Linked DNA regions of Mus musculus: regions 1 and 2 are each linked to region 3. The links are chromatin loops, found by intact Hi-C in ENCODE. Cell type or tissue: heart. All regions are shown on one strand. Each heading gives the region's core, and the rest is flanking DNA. Links, peaks and the distances in the headings are about the cores only.

What was found. Hi-C counts contacts between places; a loop is a spot of excess contacts. Peaks named below come from ENCODE experiments on the same cell type or tissue, not always from the same donor. Only the 100,000 strongest peaks of a DNase experiment are listed, where the experiment ranks them.
Region 1: a loop joins it to region 3, with 21 times the contacts of the local background. A loop is called at or near these places in 2 of 42 quality-filtered maps.
Region 2: it touches region 3 in a loop (7-fold over the local background); 13 of 42 quality-filtered maps call a loop at or near these places.

Annotation. Positions count from the first base shown.
Region 1 is chr19:47,134,712-47,140,585 of GRCm38, reverse strand. It overlaps Calhm2 (calcium homeostasis modulator family member 2), which reads left to right and starts at 2,292. Exons shown (of 3, transcript NM_133746.5): 1 at 2,292-2,681; 2 at 4,521-5,237. The coding sequence starts at 4,683. In heart, for the core only: no CTCF peak of the experiment used is centred there; DNase peaks (open chromatin) are centred at 2,235, 2,735, 3,315, 5,005 and 1 weaker place; H3K4me3 peaks cover 2,109 bases; H3K27ac peaks cover 2,097 bases; H3K27me3 peaks cover 715 bases.
Region 2 is chr19:47,508,446-47,513,445 of GRCm38, reverse strand. It overlaps Stn1 (STN1, CST complex subunit), which reads left to right. Exons shown (of 10, transcript NM_175360.3): 8 at 2,989-3,111. It overlaps Gm19557 (predicted gene, 19557), which reads right to left and starts at 464. Exons shown (of 3, transcript NR_045322.1): 1 at 439-464; 2 at 1-183. In heart, for the core only: no CTCF peak of the experiment used is centred there; DNase peaks (open chromatin) are centred at 155, 1,255, 2,535 and 4,525; H3K27ac peaks cover 3,765 bases.
Region 3 is chr19:47,576,085-47,583,272 of GRCm38, reverse strand. It overlaps Slk (STE20-like kinase), which reads right to left and starts at 3,254. Exons shown (of 18, transcript NM_001164639.1): 1 at 2,930-3,254. The coding sequence starts at 3,079. In heart, for the core only: a CTCF peak has its summit at 3,804; DNase peaks (open chromatin) are centred at 2,752, 3,162, 3,812 and 4,442; H3K4me3 peaks cover 3,775 bases; H3K27ac peaks cover 2,456 bases.

The sequences.
Region 1 (5,874 bases), core at 875-5,874, 440 kb after region 3:
GCAGGCGGATTTCTGAGTTCGAGGCCAGCCTAGTCTACAGAGTGAGTTCTAGGACAGCCAGGGCTACACAGAGAAACCCTGTCTCGAAACAAAACAAACAAAACAAAACAAAAGAAAGAAACTGAGGGCAAGCAACCCTCTCATGGTCTTTGCCAGTTTCTTAGGTAAAAGGGACTGGGATTCAGCTTGTGTGACACACCTCAGTGACCCATGATAAGATGACAAGACTACATGAGAGAGGCCAAGGTGTGTGTCCTGGGGCTGTTAGACAACTGTTGAGCCAGACGGCCTCCGGGTTTCCTTCACACCAATCCTCTTCACACACATTACAGGAAAACAGACCATCTGTGAGGTTTGAGAGCTAGAAATGGGAACCAATGAACTCCCGTTTTCTCCAAGGCTCCCTGGGAAGTGTGCCCTGAGGTGTGATGAAGATGGAGGCGTTGCCTAAGAAGGGAAGTAGCTAAGATCAAAGACTGGGTTAAGGTTGGGTGAAAGGCTGACTCTACCGTTTGCAAAGTGTGTCCCTGGGCCAAGTGCCTCTTTTTTGGGAGGGAGTCTCAGCTTCCTCATTCATGGAACAGGGAGAAGGCCATCTACCTCACAGGTTCACCTGTAAGACCCCCGAAGCTGGGCCTCCGCTCAAGTCCCGGGATGAGCTGGCCAGCATCCCACCCACACCTGATGCAAACTGCAAGAGGTTTTATTATCAGCTAGCTGAGGACGAACTCCTCGAGCAATGCAGGGCAGGGAAGTAACAGTAGGGGGCTTTTAACAGCTAGCCAAGGAATTGGGAGGAGTTGGGAGGAGAGTTCTTCTCTGCCGATGTCCTTGGTAAAATTACAAGTATCGCATCTCTGGCTGTAAGGCTCAGAAACAAAAAGGCTTTTTGCTGGCTATAGAGAACAAAGAGCTTCTTTCTGGCTGTATTTTTAGAGATCAGGGAAAACAAGCTTGGGGAACAGCCAGGGGCTTTACCTTCCAGGGAGAAACATTCTAAGTCGGGGTCTCACACACCATGCGTAAAAGCGTGTGGCACGCAGCAGACACTTGGAGCTGTGTGGTTAAGGTGCTCATTCCTTTCGGAACTCATGACTGCTTGCTCTCCTCTCCCCTGAACCCGACCAAGGGATGGGACAGGACAGGAATACTTAGCTGCTGTCTTGTCCAAGAAAAGAAAGTAGAAGTGCAGACAGTTTCTTGTTTCCTGGCCCCATCTTCCAGCCCCTTGGCCTGCCTATCTCAGAGCCCACCTCCACTCTCAGCTGGGACCCAGGTGCCACAGGGAACAGGAAGTTGAACTTAACCCCAGATCCGAATAAAGGGACCAAATGAATACAGACCAAGTGTGTGTGTGTGTGTGTGTGTGTGTGTGTGTGTGTGTGTGTGTGCACGCGTGCACTTGCAGGGTGGGGTGGGGCACCCACAGGGGATAAGGTGCCAGAAAGTGCTCAGAGGAACAGACGTGAGGGAAGCTTTGGTGAGACCTAACTCCAGAGTGGTGGGAGCTCAGGCAAGTCCCCCACCCTGTAAAGTGCTTCTTGGAAAGGCACGGGTACCGATTGCTCTCCATTTATCCCTGCTACACAGACAAGCCAGACTCAGGAGGGTGTGGCTTGTCCCTGCTCAGTGTGAATCCCACTGTCCCAGCCCTGGAGAGCTGATGGCCGTGAAGGCTATCTCTCCCAATCTTAGGAGCCACTGAGGCCATCTTGACACTCTCCCTGTCAGTGGACTTGACTCATGACTTGTGAGCTCCCAGAGACGACTCTAGGGGCAGGCGGTGCAGTTTAAGAGATCCTGTCTCCCTTTAATTTCTACCTAAGACCAGCCTCTGCCTTAGGAGTTCTAGATACCCAGATGGGGACAGTACCTAGGAGTTAGATGGACTATGATGGGAAGGTCCTCTTCTGGGGATGGCAGGTACAGGCAAAGGCAGGATGCGCAGAGAGAGGAGGGGAGGAGGGGACCAGGGTCTTGACCAGGAGTTTGCAATCTGGAGCATCACCATCAATCCTGAACACCCACCTCTCCCCTGACTCTGCAGGGAACTCCTCCCGCAGCTTCTGCCAGGTGGGTGTCAAGTACGGGGGATGTTCTTCTAACTGGCCTGGAGGGCAAGCCTAGGCAAGATCTCCTTGAGGGCCCTGCCTGGCAACTGCCTAGACCTTCCCAGATGGCCCCCGAGGGGTGCTCAGGGTAGAGTCAAGGCAGGGCCAGTAGGGCCAGCCACAGCGGGCCCAGAGGCGGGCTGGGACAGGACGCAGCATCGGAGACCGCTTCTCCACTTCCTCTGTTTCTGCCTCGCGCCGCCCTCAGCAGCCCTCCCTCTTCTGCCTGGCGCCAGGAGGCTGTTTTTCCATTCTCTGGCTAGAAAGTTCCACGCCACTGTTTCTTTCTCTCTCTTTTCTGGAGTTAAATTTGTCTGCAGATGCCTGCACTTCATCTGTAGACGCCTCCAGTTAAGTTTGTTTGTAACTGGGCCCAAAGCTCCGTTGCGTTGCGTTCAAACGCTGGGCCCGGATCCTACGCGGACCTGGGTGCAAAAGCAAAGCCGGCAGTGAACCCCGTGAGGCCACTTTGCCTCGCGGTCAGGAGCACCTTCCCAGTGTCTGCGGGAGCCCACACTGCTGTCAATCCATCAGGAATCCAAGGCCACGGGGGCCTGCAACCAGCCCTAGGTAAGGAGGGGCCCTTTCCTGGAGTGTGCAGCTGTTAAAGGAGCCGGCAGCCTCTAGAGACTATCTGGAGGGAACTCCGGGAAGAACACGGAAATGATGCTTCCCCCACCCCCAGCTGTCTGTCTCCTGTCCTTGGGAAGAGCCCCCCCCCCCCCCATGATAATCTCAGAGGATGGCCGGGTCCCAGCTCTGCTCCATCCCTATGCTATCTGTCAGGCACTGTGTTCCCCATGTGAGGGTGGGTTTAGGATCCCAAGACCACCCCAAGGAGCAAATGGGTGCCTAGCAGCCAAGAAGGGAGGGAGGGAGAAGATGGAGTTGCCTGTTAGCCTGTTTATGGCCAGCAACAGGACAAAGTTCTTTCCTTGTGGGATTATTTAGAAGCTCTGGGCTCTGAACCGGGGAGTCAGACAGTCCTCCCTCCTCCCAGAGCCCACATGGCTCTGCCTGTGCCAGATGGCATCCTCGGCAGAGGCGGCAACAGGAAAAGAGAAGTGAATATAACCCAGAAAGACTTAGCACAGGCTTCCCCTATCTCTCTCCACAGCCTGACCTCTCTCCACTCACAGGCTTCATCTGGCTTGGAGAGCTGTTTCTTTTGGTGTCCCCCCCACCGCACCCCACCCCACCCAGTGCCTGTTCTCCTGATGGGGGTGGACATGGGGCCACACCCTGACTGTCTCTCTGGCTGTATGGGTGGAGTCTGGGAAGGGAATTGGGGCTAAACTTCCAAAGAGCCTGAGGCCATGGCCTCTTCTGGCACAGAGCCATCTCTGCTGAGGTCATGAAGCAGAAGAGGGCAGATAAGTACAGCGAGCCTGAAACCCCGCTGAAGCTACCTGTGGCTCCTTGGGGCAGAGATTCTGCAGGCTGCTGCATGGAGAAAGCAATAAGGAGAGCAAGGTCTGGAGGCCATGAACAGAGGGAGCTAGTTTAGCTCTGACACATTGTGTCCACTTTCTAAGTATTCTCAAGTCATGGTCAAAATCTCAGCTGGCTCCTCTGGATTTGTCTGGCCTCAGGCAAGACACCCTGTCCCCTTGATTTTCCCGTCTTTGGCATCAGGAGAAGCATCCTCGGTAGAACTGGTGGCATAAGAGTTTCAGATGTTGAACTGCCTACTCTGTGACATCATTTGTGGTCCCTAACATTCCTAGGAAGAGATTAGGATCACAATGATTTATCCGTATCCTTGTCTGGGGAAAACACATGAAGTGTGTTGAGACTCTGAGGTCTCCAAAATAAAGGGGTTTTGTGCACCCAAGGGTGTTGGCATCTTGTTTCAGGCTTGTCACTGGTCCAGGGGTCTGGTCTCCACCAGACCCGGTCTATCCTTTGTCCACTAGGACAGCCCCTGTAGCTTTGATACTTGTACCATACTCTCCAAATTGTTCCAAATCCCAAAGGGATCCATCCCATCTGGCCTAACACCACCGGTCATTATTAATCCTCCCCGGGGAGAAGAGGGTAGTGGCAAAAGGACTGTAAAGTATTCAAAGCAGGCAGACCTGGTCTTGAATCTGAGGTCTGTCATTTATTTATACATGGCCCTGGCCAGGGGCTTACGCTCAGGAAGCCACATCCTTCACTGTGCTTGAGGTGGGGGTTGCACAAGGATGCCAGGGGGATACCAAGGAAAGCATGCAAAGATTCGTTGAGGATGGGCAACATCCACTGAGAGCACCTGGTACCCGGCAAGAACTTAGGCAACCATGGCTATCACCATTGCTGTAGAGGCCCATGCACGCCCCCTCCTTCTCTGCCTGCTTGGCCACAGCAGCACTGTGTTCACAGCCTGTGTTCAGAGGCAAGCATTTATCGCTCATCTGTGTTTCACAGGAAGCACCAGTTCAGCCACTGCAGGAGCTAAAATGGCATGATCATGCTCTGCTGTCAGCTGTCCTCCGGCCTGCTGCGCGCCTTACTAGTCTCACCAGAAGCCCTCAGTTCTGCCCTCTTCTGCCTCCTCCTGCGCATCCCATCCCCGGCCCGCCAGTCACCATGGCGGCCTTGATTGCAGAGAACTTCCGCTTCCTGTCTCTCTTCTTCAAGAGCAAGGATGTGATGATTTTCAATGGGCTGGTGGCCCTGGGCACGGTGGGCAGTCAGGAGCTGTTCTCAGTGGTGGCCTTCCACTGTCCCTGCTCACCCGCCCGGAACTACCTGTATGGACTGACAGCAATTGGCGTGCCTGCGCTGGCCCTCTTCCTTATCGGAGTCATTCTCAACAACCACACTTGGAACCTAGTCGCCGAGTGCCAGTACCGGAGGGCCAAGAACTGCTCCGCGGCCCCCAACTTCCTCCTCCTAAGCTCAATCCTGGGCCGTGCAGCTGTGGCTCCAGTCACCTGGTCTGTCATCTCCCTGCTCCGAGGGGAGGCCTATGTCTGTGCTCTCAGTGAGTTTGTGGACCCCTCCTCGCTCACAGCTGGGGATAAAGGCTTCCCCCCAGCCCATGCTACGGAGGTCCTAGCCAGGTTCCCTTGTGGAGAGGGCCCCGCCAACCTATCGAGCTTCCGAGAGGAGGTCAGCCGCAGGCTCAAGTATGAGTCTCAGGTAAGGAGCTGTGTGGCCACTGATGGGGTGGTACTCGATAGGATGGTACAGCGTTTGAGAATGAGCACCTGTCCGAGGAAGCACAGACTCACCCGTGTCAGGCATCAGCAGATTGACCTGTGGCTTAGAGTTACGGGGGGCAAGGGTCAGCTCATCACAAGTGTGTCTCTGATGTGTCTTTAGGTGCTGGGGATTGAATCCTAGACCACATGAATGTCAAGCATGAGCTGCCGCTAAGCTCCACTTTCATCCCTTAGAGATGGTTTTGAGCATTAAGGAAACACCACCTAGAATCGCAGAGAGAACATCCCATATCCCATAATACCCAGGACCATTCCCAATCTACCTAGTGAGGTCATCTTTACCCTAGCTTGACTGAGCATGGTCCCTGTAGGCCACCTCACAAATACCTGCTGTGGGCTTTTGAGTTGATAGCAGAGCTGGCTGACCCCAGGGATGAAGGCATCTCTGTCCCAGTAACTGAGTCAGCGTCACTCTTTGGAACAGGCCAGGGAGGGACAGGCTACTGCTGTTGGGCCTAGCTGTAGCCTCCCCTGCAACCATGTTTGGTGGTGGGTCAAGGGTCAAAAGAATGGTTAGAAGCAGCAATCTGAACTGAGGATGAGGGAGGCAGGAG
Region 2 (5,000 bases), core at 1-5,000, 69 kb after region 3:
TCCTTTTGCCTTGGGAAAGGTTCATCTGTCCTGTTGTAGGAATTCGAGTGAAGGCCAAGCTGCATCCAGTCATGTCTGTAGCTAGGAAAGTGCAGAGGACCAAGCAGTGTTCCCGTTCCTCTCGGTACAGCCCCGCCTTGCACTCCGAGGGCTCCTGGCACACTGCTTTGGTGTTTGCTGTTTCTATGTTAGTACAAAGTTAAGATTTACTAAGACATTTCCGGTTTAGCCTGTCGCTTGTATTACTGCTCTTGGGTCCGCTGCTGTCGCGTGTGACTGTGTATTTACTTTTAAGTGAACAGTCTCGGCTTACCGTCATCTTCTGATGCCTCATCCCCTCTGACTGCTACTTGCCCTCAGTATCTCTCCACAGATCTGTATCTCACCCCTCACTGTTGTGACCCCCGGGGCATCCCTGTCTGTGTCACTAGTACTTACCTTCCCGGCCTGAGTTCCATCTGTATCTGTGATGTCACTGCCACTTGTCCCTTGCAGTCCTCACCCCGCCCATTACGTCCCAGCCTGCTGACGTCACTGGCACATAGTGGTTTTTTGGTTTTTGGGTTTTTTTTCCCACCTCTTGTAGCAGAATTGAAGGGCTGTCCTAGCAGAGGCCCTGTCTGCATGTTCTGTGCTCTCTACACAGGACCTCAGGACTGGGTACTGCAGGAATGAAGATTGATTTTGGGGTTTTGGGTTTTTTTTTTTTTTTTTTTTTTTTTAATTCAGATGGTCCTGAGAATGGCAGGCGTGTTTCCCTCCCATCCTCTCCCACCCTGCTCCTGATCCCACCGCCGGTCCGGAGCATGACCTTGGCCAAATGCTGTGCTTATGTTGACAGCGGTGGGCGCCTCCCTTCTTGTTCCCCACATGGGAGTGCACTGCCGGCTTTAGGAGACCTCGGTTTTCAGTGAGCAGTGCATCTTTCTGTTCTTTGTGTACGTAGAGATTTGCCACCATCTAAGAGCTTTCCTTCCCCGTACCAAGGATGAGTTCACACCCATAACCAGGCTCCATTCTGCAACTGTCCTGACGCCTCTCCAGTCTTCTCCCGTCAGCAGCCAGGCTGCTCTGAGTGTCCTAACTTATTCCGGATGCTGCTGGTGGGACAGGCACCTTCTCACCATCCCAGCCCCTCATGACCTTGCTTCCTAGATTTGTTCACACACCTAATTACCTCTTCCTGGCAACAGGCTCTGTGCGCAGTGACCCAGGATTTCATAAAGGGAGATGAGGGATAGAGTTTCAGAAAAACACTCGGGTGGAGAAGGTCGTGGCTGGGAACTTTGTTCTTTGCCAAGGTTGCTTCTAAACAGCCTTGGTCTCCGGCTGCCCACTTCCCAGTGGCCTGTAGACAGCCTCAGCCTCCAGCTGCTCACTTCCCGTTGGCCTGTAGACAGCCTCCCATCTGACTGCCCACTTCCCATTGGCCTCCTTTCCATTTCATCATTTAGAATAAGCTCAGAGTTAAACTGACCTTCCTAGGGCTTCTGATGCCTCTCAGTTTATTTTCAGTAAAATCTTTCCTAGTCTTCTCTCCCCTTTTTCTTTTCCTTTTAAAACATTTTAGATCAGGGTTTGTGTGCGCGCGCGTGCGTGCACGCGCATGCGTGTGTTTGGGGCCCAAGGATCAAACTCAGATCCTTAAGAGTTGGCAGCAGGTGCCTTGACGTGGGGGCAAGCACCTTTCCAGCCATGCATCTCCTCTTTCTATTGAGGCATGGTCTCACTCTGTAGTCCAGGCTGACCTGGAACTTGCTACATAACCCAGGCTAGCCTCAAATTCACAGTCCTTCTGCTTGAGCCTCTTATGTGCAGAACTTTATGTGTCTGCTACCATGCCCAGTTCTAAAGAAGCATTAGTAAGTAGCGAGGCCCACCTTCATGTGAAGCCATGATGGCTACAATTGACTGGAAAGACGTCAGGACTCCCCCAGGCAGGATGTTCTGTGGCGGAGTTTTGACGTGGTATCCTTTTGAAGAAGCTTAGAGCAGAAGACTGTTTCTGTGTAGTGCTGTATATTTAAAAAGAAACTGATCTGTCGCTGTATTTGTTTCTCTTTGAAAACGATTTCTTCCATCAATTATGAATCAGTTGGTCAAATTGCCCTGCTTGGGATGTCAGTGTCCCTCAATTAATAGCGCCCTGGGAGACTGCAGATGCTCGGGCGATGCAGAAACCCGAGAGCCCTGGGCGCCCTGTTGTCACTCATGGCTGCTCACTTCCCCGTCTCTCCCTTCTGATTTTTTTTCTAACCGTCGCCTTTCTTAGCAAATCCAGAAACATGATAAGCAGATCTTACAGGACCATTGTTTCTCTGACAGCTAGATGAATGCTGACTATGTTTGGGCGGGCAGATTATATATATTTCAGGAAGCCACCCAGTTCCTGGCCTGAGCACCAAGTCGCTGCTTCAGTCTGTGAGCAATTTTGGTTTCCTGAACCGTGCGTGTCTGTCATTGTTCTTTTGAAAGTGACGAGCAAAACACAGATCTCAGTCCCGGAAGCGGCTGGCTTGTCAGAAGGGACCCCTGGTGTCCTTGCTCTCAGGACTGTGGCCTTTGAAACAGGCTAGGCAGCACATCCTGAGGCCGCGAGGCAGTCTCTGGAGAGGATGCGTCCTGTATTGTTTGCAGTTCCTGGGAGCTGAGCTGCAGTTGGCTCCCTATGGCTGCGAGTGCTTTCCCTGCTGACCCGGCCTCTCAGAGGAGGGAGCTGATGCTCATGGGAAAGATCGCCCAGCAGCCTGGGGGCAAAGCCGTGATCAGTCAGAGCAGAACCCAAGTTCAGCACAGTTACCAAGTGTGACCCTCCAGAGCAGACTTCTGACCCTGCCTAAATGCCGGCCTGCTCAGCTGACGCATGCCTAGAGCACGCTGACTCAGCACAGGAAAAGCCTGTTGGGTGAATTCATAATAAACCAGTTGGGCTTGGGAGTTAGTCGCAGGTAATGGAAGATGAGACATTTCTTTTTCTTCCCTGTGCAGGTGGAGTTAAAGGACAGTGGCACTTCTGGCGTAGCGCAGAGAGTGTTTAAGAATGCTCTCCAGCTGCTTCAGGAAAAAGGACTCGTGTTCCAGAGAGACAGTGGCTCTGATAAGCTGTACTACGTAAGAGACCTGCAGCCTAGTTTCCCCTCATGGCTTCCGTTACAAGTACAGTTAGGCTTAGGAATAGTACCAGTTTCTAAGACAGTGAGTCGGGGTGAAAGCGACCTCTTACCCTTTCACAATGTAACTGTTTCCTCCAGTGAAACAGTCTGACTCTGTAAACCCAGGCTGACCTTGAACTCCTAATCTCCTGGCTCCACCTCTCCACGGCTGGGATTGTAGGTGTGTGCCACTACTCCGGATCCATGCTGCCACTTGAAGCCCAATGGCCGTCTAAATATTTATCTGTACATTGACAGATATACAAGCACGTCCCTATGGCTTTTTTAAGAAAGGAAGGAAGGGTAGGGGAAGGGGGAACGGAAGGGAAGGGAGTAAGAGTGAGTGAGCTATCTTCTAATTGAGAAGGCCTCATCCTCAGAGCTCCTGGTGCAGATGCTGATGCACTGGAGACTGTCCTGTGTCTTCCACCAGCATCCCTGGCCTCTCACACTAAATGCCACTAGCACCTAGTATGTTGTGACAATCAGAAATGCCTTCGGGCATCACCAGATGTCCCACTGCTGTGAAGAGTGCTCCGCACAGCCTGCAGTGCCACCGTCTGTCCCTGTGCCCGTGTGTCCCGGCACCTGCGAGTCTGCCTCACTCTTTCTGACCAGGAGTATTTACCAGAACTTTCTAGCCATTCCTTTGTGACGGACGGACGGACACTACGGTTGTACGACTTTTGCTGTCACAAATAGTGTTTCCTGACTCGATCTGTGTGGCTCTCTGTGTGAATCTGTGTTGGTATTTCCAAGGACGGCTCACGCAGGAGAGCGCCCGGAGCAAAGGACACTTTAGTTAAAGCTTTCAGGTAACTCCAGTCTGCCTCCCTGAAGGCCTTGCTTGCCAGCCTCCCTTCTGAGGAACGGGACGGCTGCTTGCTTGCCTCCATCTTTTCAAGGTAGAAGTCTGCCTCTTGCTGCATGCCTTTGATGTTGGAGGCAGTAAGCTGAGAGAGGACCACTCGTGTCCAGAGCGGAGAAGTGGCTTCAGAATAAGATGAGAGCTCTGGAGACAGGCTGCTGGGCCTGCCTGCTTGCAGACTCGCTAGAGGTCTACTTAGCAGGTCATTTCCTCTGTGGAGAGGCCCAGGTTTTATTTATTTAAGTAGGAGGGGTTTTCCACAGTGTTGAGAGGTAAGCCAGTATAACACAGTGCTGTCCACTCATCCCGGGATGGGAGGGGCCAAGCAGGACATGGCGGCCATTGTCACACTAAGTTCAGCTGGAGCCCTCTTAGAGATTTGTGCCTCCTTCTGTTCTGGGTTGGCTTCTGTGAGGGTCTGTCTGTAGAGAGCAACCCTCCCTGGGAAGCAGCCAGGGCAACTGCAGCTGCCCAGGGCGAGGTGTGGCAGGGTTGGGCACTTCCTCTTGTGAATGAATCACCCTGAGCTGGAAGGGGTAGTCAAACAGGAATAGATCCCACGGCCCCTTCTGTGGCTGACCCCTCCCTTCCACTCATCCCTGATTTGTGGCTTTCCTTTCTCCTGAAGCCCTGCTGGGGACATAGTTACAGCAGAGCCCAGAGCTCTGTTTGCACCCATGGTTGACCTTCACACTAATCTTGTGAGTCCGAAGTCATCAGGTCTCACGGGCGGCCATGGCTGTTTCCTGTACCCAGTTCTTCAGCTGTGTTCCCATGCTTAGACTTGGCTCTTCCTCCTTCCTCTTTCTTCTCTCCTTTTACACACTCCTTCCTTCCTTCCCTCTTCCCCTTTCTTCTCTTCCTCCCTCCCTCCCTCACCTTCTTTTTCTTTTGCTTCCTCTCCCTCCCCCCCTCTCTGCCTCTCTTCCCTCTTCCCTTCCCTCTTCTCCCCTCTCTCTTCTCTAGTGTTATTAAATTTA
Region 3 (7,188 bases), core at 980-5,979:
AACACTTATAAAACTAAACTGAGAGTCTGAGGTGCAGCAGAATTCCTTGACCCTGATGTTGTCAATGTAAATTTATTTTATTATCAGCTAAACACATACACACTTACAAGAATTACATATTTCACTACTTTATAAAAGGTATAGGCCTGTCAGTTGCAACACAGCACACAGCCAGAACTTTCAAATACTTTACTAGGTAAAACAGTTTCTAGACTTGCTACTCAATACATATTTTTATATCATCTTTTTGTTTCTGATTGAATGAAAAATATTATATACCCTCATTTACATTTAACCACACTACATTAAAAAGAAAACAAATTTAAAACAGTGGTGATTTTCCAAGCATGCCAGTAAATGTGAGAGCCATACAGGAGTGAGACTATATGATGGGAAGCCGATATTAAAACTAAGAACATAACATGACTGCCCAGTTATGATTTAACCTTTTAACAGTCACCAATTTCTACAAGCAAATGGTAGCTGGAATCAAGTTTCAAAATAGTTGTCTACTGCACACTACCAAAAATATTATGGTCTGATAACATCCACCCTACAAAAAGAAGTCTAGTTTCCCTCACATAAGTTCACAACTTCCAGAGAATTCTGAAAAATAAACAACTTTTGGAAAAATGAAAAAGAAAGTCGATTTCTGAGTTCAAGGCCAGCCTGCTCTACAGAGTGAGTTCCAGGACAGCCAGGGCTACACAGAGAAACCCTGTCTTGGAAAAAAATAAATAAATAATAATAATAATAATAAATAAAAGAAAAAGAGGCCAAAGTTAGATAAGCTTAAAATGTAAATTTTTTAAAAACAAAAAACAAAACAAAAATTCCTACATAACTCCTCAAAAACAGACACAAAGAATTTATGTTAGTCAATATCATTTTAAAGCAATCTTTAAGCCCCCAGGAATTATGCTAGGCACTTGGTAATGTTGAGCTACACAATGTCTCAAATTTTTTAGGAAATTTCAACTAATGTTGCGATGGGATTACACATCACCTTCTGCAGAGTAAAACTGCACAGCTGCCCTAGAAACCAAGTCAACAGCTACTGGGTCCCTTTCATCTCTCCCATCCCATATTTTGCTTCTATAACCTCTTCAGACAATGACAGAAATTTGTACCATTTATTGAACTCCTTCTGGCTGCCTTATACTTTCTATGTATTTACACTACAGATACTGAGTAGGCCTTCTAATGAGGGAAATCAACCACTAATAAGTAAGTACCTTGCCCAAGGTCACAGACTTATGTTGTGGAGAGCAAGAAATACTCTAGTATAGAAACCCATGCTCTCGATGCTATGCTGTTTACAGTGGATGAAATGTCTTCCCACCATGAAAACTTCGCAACCACCGACCACCTTCTCACTACAAGATTCCAGGTCCCTTGTGAGTTAATCGTCGCCTTTCCTCAGTAACTGCATATTCAGAGGACATTAATACGTGGAAAGATCTGAAGAAACGTTTAAGGAAACCTATGGTTTTAGAACTAAGAAAATCGAAGTTGGGAGAGGTGGTTATTTTGGTCATGACCGCCAAGCTGGCTCTGACAGCCAGTACTAAACGAGTCTCCCCAGGATGACTTCCTACCACCCTTACATGCCCTTCTGCTGTGCATCTTCAACAATAAGCTCTTGCTGAAACCATACTATATGCTGACTTTCATTAGCATTCATCTAAAGGTAACATACATTGTTTCATTTCAACAAATGTGTGAGGCATAGATTCAAATGTGAAACTTTGGGCCTTAATTTTATTATATAAACATGAAAATGTCAATTATAATATGTGACAAGTGCTACAGTAGCCATGTGAACAAGATGTTCTGAAAACACATAGAGCAAGCAATCAAAGTGTGTCTTTCAGACTGGATTAAAAAAAAAAAAAAAAAAAAGACCAGAATTTTGACAGAATGCATTCAAGGCACGCATTACAAGACAAAGTGTGCTGTGCTTAGAAAGTAGAGGACATGCTTTCGACTGAATGGAATTAAAAGTAAAAAGACACTACTACATATGGGCACAGAGGCCTGAGTTCAAGGCTACACTGAATCATGGTGGCCATGAACTGTCTGTGAGCTTCACTGTCTCCCTCCATGAGCAGGTGGACACTGCCACTTCTCAGGACTTTTATACGATACAAATTATGTGAGAATGGAAAGTCTTGAATCTATGTTTTCAATTCTAGGCAACCAGTGGGTCCTACCCCTAAACTGTGGCTCATAAAAACCTCGCCCTTCAGGAAGTAAATATTCCAATGACATCATTCATATACTTCCTAGGACAGGGTAAACAGTTAACATTCACACCTTTGTGTAGAAACATCAAACCTCTATTGAAATACATAAATACTCGTGTAGTTTTCTGATTCCTCAAGCACTGGTATTGCCTTCTAGCCAATGCTTATCGAATTTCAAAACTAGGATGAAATGAAGATCTCCTGGAAATGTTGTCAGAAATTCCATCCCATGTGGCCAAGCAACCAACTCAAGAACGGGCTCCATGCTGGCCAGGCACCTTTTGCTCGTTTTATCTGAATTATACATACTGTCCCCATCTCCAAAAAGTTACCTGTTTCATGCACACATGCAAACGCCACTAGTAAACAAACATCAGCACAGGGAGAAAGAAGCTAACGAGTTTCCGATTTTAAAAGACTCGAGGGCCGGGCCGCAACCACCCGCTCCTCCCATTAAATTCGGAAGTTTGACAGGGTTTAGACTGCAGACCCATCACTCCTGAAACTGCATCCGGCCCCACGGTATTCCGTAACGGCTTGGATGCTGAGCTGAAGTTTCAACCTACAAAGCCAAGGAGCGGGCAAGTCACGGGAAGGGCTGCTGGGGTGAAGTCCTCGTGCCACTCCGGACAGGCGGCCGTTTCATCTCCTCCTAAGCCAACTTCCCGTTTTCCCCCTCTTACCTTATAGACTTTCCCGAAGGCTCCGTCGCCCAGTTCTCCAATAATCTCCCAAAACTCTTCGGGGTTCAGGTCTCTCTTCACGTGTTCGTACTGTTTCTTCTTCTTCTCGCTCCCCAACTTGAAGATCTTACGGAAATTGAAGAAGGACATTTTTCCAAGCCCAGCAGAGCCCCTTGCCCTTAAAGGGCTAGGAACAATAAAAGGCAAAGTTTGTGGCGCGTCGTCTCCCGCGCGAGCCCGGGGTCCGGGCCGCTCCCGCCGGGCGCTCCCCGGAGAAGGCGGGGCGCCGACCGGGCTCCGGCCCCGGAGTGGGGCGCGCGGCCGCCGCGAGCCGGGACGGGCCGAGCGGCACGGTGGGCACCTCGCTCGCGGGCCCCGGGGGCTGCACCTGCCCCGGCGCTCGTCCCCGGCCCGCACCGGGCCGCACGGGTCCGAGCGGCGCGGACGCCCGCGGCCCGCGGCGCCTTAGGCCCGTGTCACCGCGCGTCTCCCGGGGCGGCGGCCGCTCCGGACCCGGGAAGCGGCCGGCGCCCGGCAGGCGCGTAGCGGCGAAGCCAAGCTCTCCCGCCGGGGCCCCACGTCTGCTCCGAAGCGTCCGCTCCCACTGCGCGACACCCGCGCGTCCCCTCGGCTCTGGGGCGCCGCTGCCTCGCTCGTCGCCTCAGCCCACACAGCCTCGGCCCGCAGCGCGCACGGACGCCGACGCCGTCTCGCAGCGCGCCCGAGCTCCTCGGCCGCGCGCGCGCTCGCCCGCGCGGTGACGCGCCCCGCTCCCCGCGCGCTCGCGAGGGCGTACCCTCTGGCCCCGCGCACGCGCGCTGGCTCCGCCGGGCTGGCGGCGCGGCGGCTCGGTGGCGCCTGCGGCGGGAGGTGTGGTGGAGGCTTGAGCGCTTCCATCCTCCTCGAGGGTTTTGCGTTGACCTCTGCGAGCCCGAGCCGGGTGGCTCCACGACGTCGTTGGCCAGGTCTCCTTCGGCGCGACCCTGTTGATTGCGCTGGCGGATGTTGCCTCATTCTGCACAAGGGGGACGCGGGAAAGCAGGCTATGCTTGTGGGTGCCTGAAAGTGCACTGTTTCCGCTTCGGAACTCATACAAGAGTCCAGGGAGAGGGAAAGCCGGGAGCCTGGGCTTTGAGCCATAGTTCAGTGACTTTGAATACAGCATCCGAGTCCCCATTCCTATGATCTCCATAGTCCTTACTGAAACGTTGCGGCATAGATCAAAAGAGACAATAAATGGAAACCCTTTGCACAGGGCTTGCACCAGCAAGTGCACAATATTTACTCAATATGAAGGTAGTGCAAACATAGGTTGTAAAAAAAAATTGTTTAAAAGGTAGGTGTGGTGGAGCCCTGGGGAAGCTGCCAACGAATGATAACGAGTTCGAGACCAGCCTGGGCTACAGAAAAAAGCCCTGTCTCAAAAAATAAAAAGGAAATTGTTTAAGATCGGCTTCTGGAGTGGTGACACTCCCTTAAGGATAACCTCTGGGTCACCTCCACAGCCAGAAAACTGGTGCCGCCCTTCCTGAGTCTCACCTGAGCTAATCCAGCCGGGGATTCCAGATTTGCTGGGGCTATGTGGGTGTCGCCTGGAGTCTGTCAAATGATTTACCGTCCCCCTCCTCCACCTGACAGAAGCCCTTTGGGGAGGAGGGGGGCGGGGAGGCAGAGGCGGGGTCACCCATCAAGGTGACCAAGAGCAGGGCCACATTCCAGGGTAGGTGTAGAAAGCAGACCAGGAAATGAGTGAATACCACAAGAAAACGTTTTAAAAATTAAAATAGTAGACTTTGACAAAAGATGAGGCCTAGTGGTACAAAGGGGACAATAGCAAGCGCTTAAATTTGAGGCCAGAGCGAGTGTGCAGCAGTTAAGTGCATTTGCTCTTAACCACTTTCTTGTTGTTTTTTTCTTGTTTTCTTTCTTGTTTTGTTTTGCTCTAGCCCCAAAATGTAGCAGTTGTTCCGTAAAAGGCTCAAGATTGTTTTCTCAAGATCCTTCTGTTTCAAGATATTTTATATATAATTGATACACACTGAACTGCATACATTAAAAATATACACTTTCATGTATTTCCATGTTACACACACCATGAAAATGACCTAGTCAGTTTTAATATTATTCATGGAGAAAATATGTAAAGAATAAAATTAAGAAGTACTATAATTCCACCAGCCAACAGAACCACTAGTAGATTACACTCTGTATGAAGATGTATGTCTAGCCCGTGTAAGGTTCTAGTATTATCTGTATTGTTCTGCTCCATAATGACATAGTTGGATTCTTTACAGTATTTCTGCCACACTGACAGATGCCTTCGCATACGAATCCTTTCTCACAGTCCCCGTATTTGATATCTCCTCAGTGTAAAGCAACCGGAGTAGATCTGGGTGAAAGAATAGGGTTCTGTGTTGTTCATCTCAGAATAGGAGAGGCTTGCTTGCCTTCCCAAAAGGTCACATACGTACATATAAAATCTTTTTGTTGTTGTTGTTGTTTTGGTTTTTTGTTGTTTTTTGTTTGTTTGTTTTTCAAGACAGGGTTTTTCTTTATAGGCTGTCCTGGAACTCACTTTGTAGACCAGGCTGGCCTCGAACTCAGAAATCTGCCTGCCTCTGCCTCCCGAGTGCTGGGATTATACATATTAAATCTTAAGAAATAAAAGTTAGACATGGCAACGGATACCTGCGATCCCAGCATTCCTGAGGCTGAGACGGGAGGCTTACAATGAACTCCAGGCCATCTACAACATAAAAGTGGGTTCTAGTTCCAGCCTGACCCACAGGGTGAGATTCCGCCTCAAAAATGAAATACGGAAATCATAATCTAGGGAACGTCTCGCCTTTTGAGTTCCTCCTCACTCCGGTTCATTCCTGTTAAGAAGCTCAGGCTGGGCTAGGGAGACAGCACAGTGGGGCAAGTACTGTTCTACATGTCTGAGGACCTGATTTCAATCCTAAGCAGCCAGTAAAAGCCAGGCAGAGCACAGTTATAACCCCAGTGCTGGGGGGACGGGGAGGGAAGGACAGACAGATCCCAGGGGCTCTCTGGACAGCCAGCATGGCCTAGACCTCAAACTCCAGGTTCAGTGAGATAATCTATCACAAAAAAAAAAATTAAGGTAGGGAGTAAGAGAAGAAGGCATCTGACATTGGCCCCTGGCCTCCACATGCACATACATACACACGTGCACACATGTGTACACACACATAGCTAAGACTATAATGATAGCTATATTCACTATATTCCTGACAGAGAATATGACTACGGCTTCGTGAATATGTACCTATTTCCAAACTCTTCCTTAGCTATGAGCAGATTTATGTGTCAATGATACATCAATAAAATGTTTTCTTTTTTTTAATATTTATTTATTATATGTAAGTACACTGTAGCTGTCTTCAGACACTCCAGAAGAGGGCATCAGATTTCATTACGGATGGTTGTGAGCCACCATGTGGTTGCTGGGATTTGAACTCAGGACCTTTGGAAGAGCAGTGGGCACTCTTAACCACTGAGCCATCTCACCAGCCCCAGTGTTTTCTAAAAAACAAATATAAATAAATGAAAAACAGCCAGTGTAGTAGAGAAGATGGCCAGAGGACGAGGAGGAAACTCAAAGCGCAGGGAGCTGAATAAATCCCCTCTGTGGCTCCCCTAATAAAGGCGTCTGGTGCTCTGTGTTTACATAGTAAAAACACTAAGCAAAGGAAAAACTCAGATTTATCTTTACAACTGCAAACATTCTCGTAGGGTTTTTTTTTTTCCCCAATATATGATGGGAAAAAAAATAAGTGGACCTCTTAAGAAAATGTTTTAACATTAAAGTAATAGGCGTGGCCTATGGCTAGAAAGTAACTTGAAGCAGGGATTTGGGACTGTAGAGATGGCTCGGCAGCTAAGAGCATTTGGTTTTTGGAGAAGACCCAGGTTCAGTTCCCAGCAGTCGCCTAGTAATTCACAGTGTCCCATAGCTCCAGTTCCAGGATGTTCGACTCCTCTTCCGACTTCCATCAGCACAAAGCATGCACAGGGTATGGGGTGCATGCAGTCAGAGCACCCTGCACGTAAAAATAAAATAAGCCTAATGTTTAAGAAGTTCTACAAGGCCATTGCAAAGCCAAAAGTGATCAAACACCACACATATAATCTTAGATTCAGGAGGATGAAGCAGGATGACTAAGAATCCAAGAACAGCCAGGCTTACATAGTGGAACCCTGACACCGCCGACACCACCACCACCACCACCACCACT